Linked DNA regions of Mus musculus: regions 2 and 3 are each linked to region 1. Evidence: chromatin contacts called from ENCODE Hi-C or POLR2A ChIA-PET data. All regions are on one chromosome and are shown on one strand. The core of a region is the stretch at or near the end of the contact, and the rest is flanking DNA. Distances in the headings are between cores, read along the strand shown.

Region 1 (4,263 bases), core at 775-3,274:
TAATGTTCTGTCTTGACCTAGATGTAGATTATAAAGTTCTTTCTCCTCTCTTTGCACACAGGATTTTGCTTTATGTGACCATAGCTAGCTTCAAGAACTTCCTGGGATTACAGGTGTAACAACACCTGGCATCACTTTGCTAAAACGTACTAAATACAAGCCAAACTTGTCCTGAGCCTGGAGTCCTAGCACCAGGCTGATGAGGAAGGAAAATCAGACTCAAGTCTGGGCTACAAAGTGAGGTCCTGTCTCAAACAAACAACAAAATCTAATCAAACAGTACAAATAAATAATGAGAATTTTACTGCCAATTTCTAAAAATTAGAGAATGGGACTGTATTTAATGTATGGAAATACTCAAGTTAGAGCTATGAAGCATTTTGATGTCCGTAATGCAGAATTAGTAAGATGGCTGGAAGGTAAGTAGAGTAAAATGTTAGCTGCGGAATCTAAATTGAAGGTACCACTCTGAGTTCATTGTTGGGAATCATACTAAAACATTAGAGAAATAAATTGATTACTCATTTATCTTTATAACCTACAGTTTTATGTAAACACCCTTTCCTACTTATTACCTGTGAATTCCTCGGGGCTTATTGGTACCAAGCTTGCTTTCCTGTCGGGCCTAGTTCTCATAGTCCTTTCCTGAGGAAGTTAATCAGCTCTCACCCAGGCTGTGCATATATTAATGGTAAAACACCACAGGACAAGAACAACCTAAGATATCCACCACAAAACTGAGTTCAATCTGTTCAAACATCCTGAGGCTGTAAACAGTGTAAACTGCTTGCTTCGTTCAGCCAGTAACACACGTTCATGATACTTAATACCATAAAACGTTTAAACACTACTAACCGCTGGCAGCCAACAGAGTCCTTGATAAGCCGCATCAACCTACCCTTCGCCCTCTTTCTGCCCCGCGATCACAGCTAGGACCAGAAAACGAAGCCATGGTGACTAATCTCCAGGCTTCAGGAGGTGACTGGGGTAAGTGAAAGCGACTTGGCCCAATCAGGAGAGCCGCAGGGGCGGGTCAGCAGCGCCGAGGTTTCCAGAAAGGGCCAAAGGCCTATTCGCTTGCTACTTGACACCGGGGCTTCCCCGCCGCCGGCCCCGAGTGAGGTCAACTTTCCACCGCCAGAGGGGGAGCGCGCACTCCGCACCCCCTCTCCCGCCCGCAAGAATCCAGCCTCCTCCCAGCTGTCACCAGATGCCGGCTCGAGGCCCGCCCCGCTCCATTCATAACCCGGAGCCCCGGCCGCCGCAGCCCGTCCACTCCGCACCACAACCCCCTGCAGGCACTGAGACAGGGAGAGGGCGATGGGACCCCCAGCCCTCCAGGCTGCCGCCGGACCCCCTCCCCGGAAACAGCAATGCACCACGGGAGTGGGGTGGGGGCCGCATGCCGCCGAGAGGGAACAGCGACCACCGCCAGCCTGCCCCCGAGCGCGGCCCCACGCGCACACGCCCCCTCGCTCAACCGCGGCTGTCGGCTGCCGCCCTGGGTCGCGAGGCGCCGGCCGCCGCCCGGGCCACCGGCAGCCGCCACACACGCCGCCGGCCGCCATGTTCGAGGCCGCCGGCTGCGGGGCACTGCGGGGACACCGAGGGCGGCGTGGCCCAGCCCAGGCGCCGGACCCTCCCGCGCCCCTAAGTCCGGTACTCACGTGAGATAACGGCCCAAAGAGTCGGGTAAAGCGTCTTCTCTTTTTCGGCGGAATTTTTAAAGAGGGATGTGGTTACCTTGAGCAGAAATACCCAAGGCGGCCTGGGCCATAGGCTGCGGGGACGACGTGGGGGAAACGCGCGGCACCGACACCAGCTGAGCAGCAGTGGCGGCGGCAGCCGAACTGGAGAAATGGAGCGGCGCGAGAAAAAGAAGAAAGGCGCGAACTGGGTGGGGAGAGGATTCAGCCTCGTCACTCCGCAGAGCAGCAGAGCGAGAAGGATGAGAAGAGCAGAGCAGGAGACAACCAGAGAGAAAAACGGAAACACCGCGGCGAGAGTTGAGCCAGAGAGTGTGGGAAGGCGGTGCCAGAGACGCCAGTATTTATACTCAGGGGGGCGGGGGCTGCTGACGTCACAGACGGCCGGTCGGCCGCACGACGGGGGTGGGGCCTGTGCCGCCGGGGAATGTGGGAGGGGCGGAAGGGGAAGGACAGCCTTGTGCAGTTAGGGGGCCGAAGGGCGGGACCACCGGGCCTGGCAGGTGCTGGCCCGGCGCTCGCTTCCCGCCCTCGCGCTGCAGCCGCTCCCCAGCGGGCTGCTAGTTTCGTAGGCGGGGCAGAGGGCGCGCGGCCCAGCGGATCGCGGATCGCGCCCTCGCCCTTGCGGCGCCTGCGCGCCACGCTAGCAGCCAACGATCCGCTTTGTGAGCCGGCAGCTAGTCCATGCTGACGGCAGCCTTCGGGACCGTCCTGGGTCCTCGGCTTACCGACTCCAGTATTTTAGGAGAGGAGGGTGTGCGCCATCACGGGGCTTTCTCGGTGCACTAGTTTATGTAACAACTGTATACTATGCCCGGGGACTGTATTCCGAGGGAGAGGTTCCCGCCTCTCCATGGGTTGCGGAGCTCCGTTATGAAAATGAGTTCCCCGTGGCCAGCAAGAACCAGTCCGGTGTGGTTACTGAGGCTTTGATCGTACCAGAATGTTCCTCCGTGTTCGCATGTTGCAATATGGTGCAGTAGATTTTTTTTTTAAATGTGGCTTTTCTTTCTTTGTCTTCATTTTCAAAAAGGGTTGATGCAGTCAGACCCAGCCCTATTAAAGCGGGGCCAGTGTTGCTGAAGTTACATGACTTAAAGGCACATCTCTTTAATCCTCTGCATTTCTCGTTTGAAGTCATTCTTTTTTTTTATTCTTTTGTTTTGTTTCTCCAGAAAGGCTTTCTCTGTGCAACCCAAGCTGTCCTGGAACTCCCTCTATATACCAGGCTAGCCTTGAACTCTGCCTGGTATATAGGTGCTCCTAGGTGCTCCTGCTAAAGGCACGTGCCACCACACCAGGGTTTCTCTCTAATCTTGTTTGTTTTGTTTTGTTTTTCTTCAGTTTTTCGAGACAGGGTTTCTCTGTATAGCCCTGGCTGTCCTGGAACTCACTCTGTAGACCAGACTGGCCTCGAACTCAGAAATCTGCCTGCCTCTGCCTCCCAAGTGCTGGGATTAAAGGCGTGCGCCACTACTGCCCGGCCGTTTTTTCTCTATTCTCTATTATTTAATAAACTTTTATTACTAAAGTAAAATGACGGATGTAGCCTCCCCCCTCCCCTTATATTTAAAATCCTTTTTCTAGCTGGATGAGGTGGTGCATGCCTTTAATCCCAGCATAAGAAGGCAGAAGCTGATGGATCTCTTGAGTTCAAAGTTAGCCTGGTTTCTAGACAGCTTGAGCTACACGTAGTGAAACCCTGTCTGGAAAAAGGAAAAACCAAAGGCCATTTTATCACTAGCAGTCAGTCCTAGCCTGCTAAATCTTTGCAACTCCAGACTCAGCACAATGAAGGGGAGGGACAGGCAGACAGGGCACTTCTCTGTAGCTGAAACTGACCTCCAAATAGCAAGTCTCCTGCCTCAATTTAAGGGGATTGAGATTACAGTCGTGTATTACCCTATTTATGATGCCCCTTCAACGTAAGATCTTTTAAAGTAAGACCCTGAACCCTCTCTCCTTCACATTCTTTCACTCCATTTATCTTGTAATCGGTACAGTAATTAATAAATCACCAAGGCAGAAAGAAAGGAAGAGCTCTTGCAGATTTGGTAAGGCCAGAATGTTTCAGAGGTAGAGAGTATTACAAGTTGGGAACTGTGAGCTCAGTTTCTGGTTTTTGTTTCCCCTATTTTTCTTGACATATCTTAGCTTTCTCTTACCTCCTCCCTCTCCATCCCTCTCTCCCCTCCCCTTTTCCTTTTTTGAGATAGGAAGTTAATATATTGCCCGTGCTGGCCTTGAATTCATGTCAGTCTTGACCTCTAGAGTTCTGGGATGTGAAGTTATGATCCACTGTGCTCAGTCTCTAACACTTTTGTTAAGTTCTGATCCATTTAAACTGCAGCAACTTCCCAAGGAGGCTCTTGCCCACATGAACACACCATTTGACATTTTGTTTGCAGTCTAGCAGGAGAAATGGAATGTTCGTAAAATAACCAAATTGTTGACAGATAACAAGGTAAATGCTGTAAGGAACCAAGTAGAAGGAAGAAATAACTTCATCTGAGAGAAAAGTTCTCAGGAAACAGTTCAGAGTGAATCTAGGGTCTAT
Region 2 (3,740 bases), core at 961-3,460, 130 kb after region 1:
GTGTTTAACGTGATTCTTAACTACACAGTAAGTTTAAAACCAGGCTGGCCTGTATGAGACCCTGTCACAGATATAGAGATGTAAGTAATTGCATTTTTTACCTCCTAGGAGGCAACTCTGAAGTAAGACCTACTTTGTCCCCAAGTCACCTCACTTGTTCCTTTTCCTGTACCTTTAACTTCCTTTGACTTCCACTCACATATCTCCCTTGCCCTCACTAAACAAATGAATAACATAAACCAGAACAAAATCCTCTAAGAAAAGAAGTTTTCACTTTAATCCCTTCCCAACAGGCAAAGTGGGAGGTAACTGCCAGAGCCTGAGAACTGTTTGTGGGCAGGGGTACTCAGTTGGTAGACCACTTGCCTGTCATGCATAAGGCCCTGGGTTTCCATCAACTGTATGATGGTACCATTTGTAACGACTTAGAAGGCGAAGGAGAATTAAGAGTTCAAGATCGCCAGGCAGTGGTGGCTCACACCTTTAATTCTAGCACTTGGGAGGCAGAGGCAGGCAGATTTCTGAGTTTGAGGACAACCTGGTCTACAGAGTGAGTTCCAGGATACCCAAGGCTACACAGAGAAACCCTGTCTCAAAAAAAAAAAAAAAAAAAAAAAAAAAAAAAGAGTTCAAAGATCATCCTCAAGGAGTCTGAGGCCATCCTGGGGTGCATCAGCCCCCTCCCCCCCCCCGCCCCCATGTTTAACTAGGAAAGAAACAGACTCCTTGTACTGGAAGGGCCTGCTCTGGCCAGTATAATACAATGCTTACACTTCTTCAAAATAATTAAGCCATTGATTTTCAGGGTAAGAATTCCTAACCTGGAGCCCAGAGACCTTTATGTTAAAAGATCTGAGAACATGGATACATGGATGCAGGGGGAAATTATATCTTTATTTTCATTATTCCTGAACGAAACGTATTCATTCATTCACTCAAGACAGAATGTCAATATGTAGTCTATGGTGGCCTTGAAATTGTGATCTCTTTACATATAGTGACTCAGTCTGGGATTACAGGCCTCTGTCACTATGATACCAAGAAAATCAAGGTCCCTCCTAGAATTCTTAGGGCTGTGGCTAGAGAGATGGCTCAGTGGTTAAAGCATTTGATGCTGTAACTCTTTTTTTTTTTTTTTTTCGAGACAGGGTTTCTCTGTGTAGCCCTGGCTGTCCTGGAACTCACTCTGTAGACCAGGCTGGCCTCGAACTCAGAAATTCTCCTGCCTCTGCCTCCCAAGTGCTGGGTTTAAAGGCATGTGCCACCACCGCCTGTCATTTGATGCTTTATCAGAAGACCCGGCACGGGCTTATGGCAGGCAGCTCACATGTGATACACACACACACACACACACACACACACACACACACACACACAAGCAAATGTAGATAGATAGATAGATAGATAGATAGATAGATAGATAGATAGATAGATAGATAGATATGTGTTGCCACCGACCACCCCAGTCGGGTATGGGGGTCCCTGGAATGAGGGTCCTTGAAGCTAGGTGGGTAAGGATTAGGCAGTGACAAACAGAACCAAACACAGAGGCAGTTTGAATCTGAGTGTGTTTTGTAGCTCTCAAGCAGGGGATTTTATACATTAAAAAACCCAAACATTACATCTCTTAGAAACTATATCCAGTGGAACAATCACAAATACCAACAAACATCATTTGGCACAGTGAAGCACAAAAATCATCCAAGCATTACAACTCTGAAACTATGTATTCAGTGAATCACAAACAGAACAGGTAACATCATTATAAATCATCAAAATAGAACAATTCTAAAAGGATGTATTCAGTGGGGGCTGTCGTCCAAGGCTAGTGGCATATTTCCAGGAGCAGGTTAATAAATCTTTAACGGTCAGTGCTCTTAACCGCTGAACTAACTTTCCAGCTCCATGGTCAATTATTATTTAACATCTAGTGCCTGAGTTTTTTATAAATCTTCAATATATAAATTTAAACTATTTTAATTCTTTCTCATTAAGGCTTTCTTTACTATATACCGAAATCTACCTCAGATGACACACGTGTAGTCATATGAAATTTTATTGTTGGGAAAGTTTTTATCATAATAGTTTTGTAAATGATTTAGAAAGTAAAAGCATTGGTTTCCCTGGGGATAAGGTCATGTTAGTGGCCCCATCTCTAGGGATGGTTTCTTACCCATTATTCTCGTTTAAGATCTTGTCCTAGGCTACCAGGAACATGTAAATAAGAAAAGGAATCAGAGAAAACAAAAAAAGATAGATTGCCATGAGAACTACAGCTCAATATTTTTTCTCCATCGAAGAGTTCCACAACCGGTTCCAGGAGGCCTCCCCTTTTGAGGTCAACTGCCTCAGTCTGTGGAACTCGTCACACAGATCCTACTGGAGGTGGTGTGGCAATGTGTGTGTATTTAAATATGTACATTTTTTTAAAGAATGGACTTAAACTAGGAATGGTAGCTCAAACTTTTAATCCCATCAATCAGGAGATAGAGGCAGGCAGGTCTCTGTTATAGGCCAGCCTGGTTCTCTTAGTGAGTTACAGGCCAGGGCTACATAGTAAAACCCTGTTTTAAAACAAACAAACAAATAAACAAACAAATGGATTCAAACAGAAGCTCAAGGACAATTTGAATTTTCAAGGAAAGGCCCAGGGCAGGTAAATCTTAGTTGCTGGAAGGGGATAGATAGATAGATGATACATAGATGATAGATAGATAGATAGATAGATAGATAGATAGATAGATAGATAGATGATAGATAGATGTTAGATAGATAGATAGATAGATAGATAGATAGATAGATAGATAGATAGATAGATAACAACACACACACACAGAGAGAGAGAGAGAGAGAGAGAGAGAGAGAGAGAGAGAGAGAGGGAGAGAGAATAGAGAAACAGAATAGCCTTGCCATTTGAGTTAGGCAACATGGAAGCCAGCCACTGCACAGACAAACAGCCATAAGGTAAGGAGGGAAGCTTTACAGGAAGAGTGAAAAGGCCTGAAGTACCAGGAAAAGCAGACTTCTCCAGGAAAAGCAGACTTCTTCTGGTCAAGGTCAAAAAGAAAACAGAAGAGAGGAAAAAGGAAAACTTACTTACCCCTTCCCGAACCAACCAGACCAACTCTTTTGTTTTGTTTTTTGAAACAGGGTTTCTCTGTATAGCCCTAGCTGTCCTGGAACTCATTCAGTAGACTAGGCCAGCCTCAAACTCACAGAGTTCCACCTGTATCTCCTTCCCACATTCTGGGACTAAAGATGTGCACCACCATAGGCTAAAATTTATTTATCTGGGACCCCGCATACCCTAGGGATAGTCTTAGGCAAATTGACGTTTTTCTGCCCACCTCCTCTTAACTCTTTGTTTTTTTAAATATTTTTTTATTACGTATTTTCCTCAATTACATTTCCAATGCTCTCCCAAAAGTCCCCCATACCCTCCCCCCCCCAAATCCCCTATCCTCTTAACTCTTAAGGGCAGAAACTATGCCAGAAGTAGATCCTGTTCTTTTGGCTAGGAGACAACAGCTTTCCATTGGTGGGGTTTTCATGCTACTATAGCACCCATGCCTAGCATGAACTTGAAATTTTAATTATAACTATAGTCAACAAAACTGACTTGTTCCTAGGACTTTGAAGCCAGACATGGTGGTGCACACCTGTAATTCTTGACACTGTGAAAATAGGAGATTGACCTGTTCAAGACCATCTTCATTTACATAAGACAAAACAAACCTTCC
Region 3 (4,040 bases), core at 1,210-3,709, 220 kb before region 1:
TGATTTTTATCAGATTTATTAAACACAATGCTTTTCTGTACCATAAGGGACCAGACAGGCATAAAATATGTTCTTGGGATATGCAAAAACAAACAAACAAAAAACCCCGAGTACAAGTTGGTTTTAATTTAATTAAAACATGATTTGATAACCGATCATGCTCTGTGTGCAACACCTTCGACCTAATGTCTCACATTAAAAGTTCCATGACCTGAATTTCAAAAGAATCACCAACCATCTCTACTTTCCTCTTAAAAAGAACTTCCAAATTCTTCTGGTTAAAGTAGAGGTTGCAAAAATTATGAAAAGCCTCATAAAGTGGGGGAGCCTGGAATATAAGGCTCCAGGCCAACTCTGGCTATATAACTAGTTCAGGGCCAGCCTGAACTCATAAAGACAAAGCAAAAACCTAATACATAAATAAAATGGCAATGATAATCTTAACGCTTTTCTAAAAATGCCTATCTTCCTGCTGAGTGTGGGAAAACAAGACACGGTTCTTGAAACATCACTAACAATGTAATTGCATAATCGTTCGCGCCTTTATGTAAGCTGCAATGGATGAAGACTGTAAGTGTAAAAAGCCTATAGTCACCAACTCAAAGAAAGAGGGGTGGGAAAAAAGGCAGCCAGGGGTGAAGAATGTGAGCCGGGAGGGGAAGCCGGGAGGGAGCGAAGAGCTGGTGCGAGGCAGGAAAGGGAAGCCGGGTGGAGGCAGAAGCGAGGCGGGGCGGGGCGGGGCGGGGCGCGGGAGGCCGGCGGGGGAGATCCTCGCTGGCGGGGACCGACCGATGGGGCCGCCCTAACCTCAATGAGGCTGGCGGGTGAGTCACCGGGAACACTGCCCGCCGCGCGCACGTCCCCGCGCCCCGCCCCTGCCATTGGCCGGCCGGCCCGCGGCCCGCGTCCGGATTGGCTGGGCGGGCAGGGTGGGGGCGCGAGGAGGAGGGGGCGAGGCATGTGAACAAAGCGTGATCAGCGACTGCTCCGGGCGGCGCAGGAAACGTGAACTGGGAATTGCCGCGCCGTCACCTTTCCCCTACTTCCTGAGCACGGGCCCCCGCCCCCGCTCGGCCGGGGAGGGGCCGCGGGCGCCGCCGCCAACCGCTCGCCAGTGCGCGCCGGGCGGCGCGAGGGCTGGGCGGTGTCGGCTCCCGAGTCGCCCGCCCCTTCCACCTCCTCCGAGCCGCGGTTCCCTTAGGAACCGACAGCAGGGCCGGGCCTCGTTCCCGCCCCTGGCGGAGGCCGGGGCTGGGTCACTCGGGGACGAGAAGCTCCCCGGGTGCACCCGTTCGCCGCCCATCCCTGGCCTCCGCCTCGGCTGCGGGAGGTGGGGCCGGGTCCCCGCGGAAGCCCGACCGCCGCCCTCCTCCTGCTCGCCGCCTCCGGGGAGCGGCCGGAGCCTGGGGCACTCCGCCCACTCGGCCCGCGGGACCTCAGCCTACCCGCATCTGCAGCATTCGTCCGACTGCTGTTTCCGGCAGCCTGAGCCCCCGCAAGCAGTCTCTGCAGGCTCCCAGACGTGCGGCGCCCACAGCACGGGCTCCAGGCGCGCGGCCCCACGGTTCCCGCCTCGACACGCGGCCCCCGCGTCTCGCGGTCCCGACTCCCCCGCCAAGCTGTCGGGCTCCAAGGCAGGACCCTGCCCCCTGCCAAGAGTAATCTATAGGCAGCCACCTGCCTCCGCCTCGGATGGGGAGTCCCCTCCCGACGTCTGCGGGGGCGCCGCGGCTCCCCTGGCGGCCGCAGAGTCCGCGTGCCTTCCATACCCCGCGCGAAGCCGGCCATCCCCTCCCCCAGCCCCGGGCTAGCCCAGCCCCGCGGTCTCCACCTGGCAGGGTTTCCCCCTCCCCCGAAGAGCAGGCGCCCTCCTCTCGGCTAGGCAGACCGTGAGTAGTCCTTGTCACCCCGGGTCGCATTCCTGGTGCAGACAGGGGCATCTCCCGCCAGAGCCAGGTGCAGGGCGCCCCCTCCATCTAAACCGCGCTTCCAGGGAGACAGCCCCTCCAGCTCACTCGTCTCCTGGGGTCTCCCTGAGAGTCCTCCTTGTCTCCTGGATACCCAGGATCGCTCTCCCCTGGTCCAGGTCCCAGGCTTCTTCCGACCCTTTTTTTTTTTTTTTTTTTTTTTTTTTTTTTTTGCACATGCCCTCGATGATATTCCAGCCTGCAGGGAGGAAATCCCTTGCAAGACCCCGCTGCAGCCTGGGTTCTCAGGCGTGGCTTATTTAGGGGCTCATGCTTCGCGCTCCGGCTGGCTCCCCTACACTGACCGGCAGGAAAGGACCAGCATCCTCAGGTAACTTACCGAAGCTTGCTGGAGAGAAGCGCCGAAGTTGAGCATGGTTGGCTGCCTGGCCGCAGGTCGCGAGCTGCCTGGCTGCTGGCTGCTTAGTTAGCCACAGACGGGAGCACTGAGACACTAGACGTCGACGCCACCGCGCTCCGCGCTGTCTGCCCCCCTCCCCGTGCAGGTAGCCGCTCTGCCTGCCCCGCGCCGCGGGCGGGGTAGAGGGCGGGGCCTAGTGTCGACCAATCAGCGGCAAAGGTGTGTGAGGCCTCAGCCAATGAGCTGGCAGAGCCACGCGTGATCAGCGGCTGCCCGGCTGCAAGAGGCTCTGTCAGTGGAGCGTGTACACAACCCGAGGCACCGTGTTCCCTCGGTCCAGCCCCGGGGAACTCCGGGGACCACCTGACTCCGTGACGCCCCTCGCCCAACCCTAGCCTTCAGTCCTCCGCCCATGCCCGGGGGCGGCGCCGGCGGCGGGGCATAGCTGGGAGGCGCGGTGGCGGCGACTAGGCTTTGCGGAGAGCCGGCCCCACGTGGGGGGTGGGAAGGGAAGCCCGCTCCGCCCAGTCCCCTTCGCGCCCACAGCGTCTGGGCCCGCCAGGGAGTGGGCGGGACCCCGAGCAGGAGGCGGAGGCGGAGGCTGCGAGCGCGGCTCCGAGCCACCAGACGTTCTTTGGCAGCGTGGTTCTCGTGGGTCTTGCGTGGAAGCAAGGGATGGATGAACCACTGAGCGGCATTTCTGAGCATTTGCCGGGTTTTGTCACTCTAAGCCGGAGGACTGGGGAGAACCAGGGCGAGATGGTGGCGGCGGGAGCCCTGTCACGGAACAGACACCTGCTCGCACTCACCGCCCACGCCCAAGGCGGCAGGCGCTGGCTCGTCCTCCCATCTGCAGCACAGGCACTAGCAGCAGGGCCCGCCTCTGCGCGTCCCTCCCGTCCTTCTGGGCGGTTGGAGTGGGGACTAAGGGAAGCCGGTACCAAAGAGCTAGTGGCGTGGCAGGGAGCCCCAGACCCGACGCTCGGTGGCAGAATCGAGTTTGAGTTTGATGTAGTTGAAGTTTAAAATACAATGTTCGAGCTATTTCCAAGGTGGACTCCACTTCCCCCACCCGCGGGACCACAGTCTTCGCCGACGCCCTACCAAGAAACCGCTTGAGGGGATGGGGTGAGGAAAGCATGCTTGCAGGTGGGATTCCTGACCCGGTCAAACATCGAGTTCCTGTCCCTGCCCCCTCCACCGCTCCAGGGATTGAGGGCAAGCTGAGCTTCTTAGGGAAGCCAGCTTGTGGGTGCAGCAGCCCGGCTGAGGCTGTAGCCTCCTAGTCTGAGAGCTCTTGGCTCCTCGTTGGCGCCCTATTGCCCCGCCCCCTCGCCCGTTTGTGCGGGTTCACGGCAGCTGTTGGAGCCGGAGGGAGTGATAACGGGGCTTAAAGCAAACTAGAGATTTTTATCTTCTCCCTGGGACAGGCAGATCATGAGACAAAAGTCACTGCCCTCCTGTGGGCTTTTTCAGCCTGCTGGGCTAAAAGGGCTAAAGCAGGTGCCCTTTCTCAGTCACCACAGACTAGGTAAAGGAGGGAATTTGTTTTAGAGGCCTCCAGCTCTACCAACATCTATCTGATGGTTCCTTCTGGTATACCTAAAGCCAGCCAGCAACAAATGTAATGATAATAACGTGGGCCAGAGAAGCCCTGGGTGGGGGTGGGAGTGGGGGAAGATGACTGAATGGCCTCCTGTCACTGCCTGCTC

The links. Hi-C counts contacts between places; a loop is a spot of excess contacts on that map. ChIA-PET counts read pairs that join two places held with the same protein, here RNA polymerase II (POLR2A).
Region 2: POLR2A ChIA-PET joins it to region 1 with 16 read pairs in embryonic stem cell. The contact joins the promoter of 1100001I12Rik here to the promoter of Azin1 in region 1. A Hi-C loop is called at or near these places in 1 of 37 maps with a recorded cell type or tissue (T-helper 17 cell). POLR2A ChIA-PET finds 5 or more read pairs at or near these places in 3 of 5 experiments (Patski and embryonic stem cell).
Region 3: a loop to region 1 is called in a map of left cerebral cortex, with 5 times the contacts of the local background. The contact joins the promoter of Klf10 here to the promoter of Azin1 in region 1. A Hi-C loop is called at or near these places in 1 of 37 maps with a recorded cell type or tissue (left cerebral cortex). POLR2A ChIA-PET finds 5 or more read pairs at or near these places in 4 of 5 experiments (Patski and embryonic stem cell).

What each region holds. Positions count from the first base shown.
Region 1 is chr15:38,517,242-38,521,504 of GRCm38, forward strand. It overlaps Azin1 (antizyme inhibitor 1), which reads right to left and starts at 2,025. Exons shown (of 12, transcript NM_018745.5): 1 at 1,668-2,025.
Region 2 is chr15:38,645,471-38,649,210 of GRCm38, forward strand. It overlaps 1100001I12Rik (a long non-coding RNA gene), which reads right to left and starts at 2,211. Exons shown (of 2, transcript XR_383959.1): 1 at 2,174-2,211.
Region 3 is chr15:38,298,252-38,302,291 of GRCm38, forward strand. It overlaps Klf10 (Kruppel-like factor 10), which reads right to left and starts at 2,460. Exons shown (of 4, transcript NM_013692.3): 1 at 2,308-2,460. The coding sequence starts at 2,343. Gm35248 (a long non-coding RNA gene) reads left to right here and starts at 496. Exons shown (of 3, transcript XR_001781645.2): 1 at 496-570.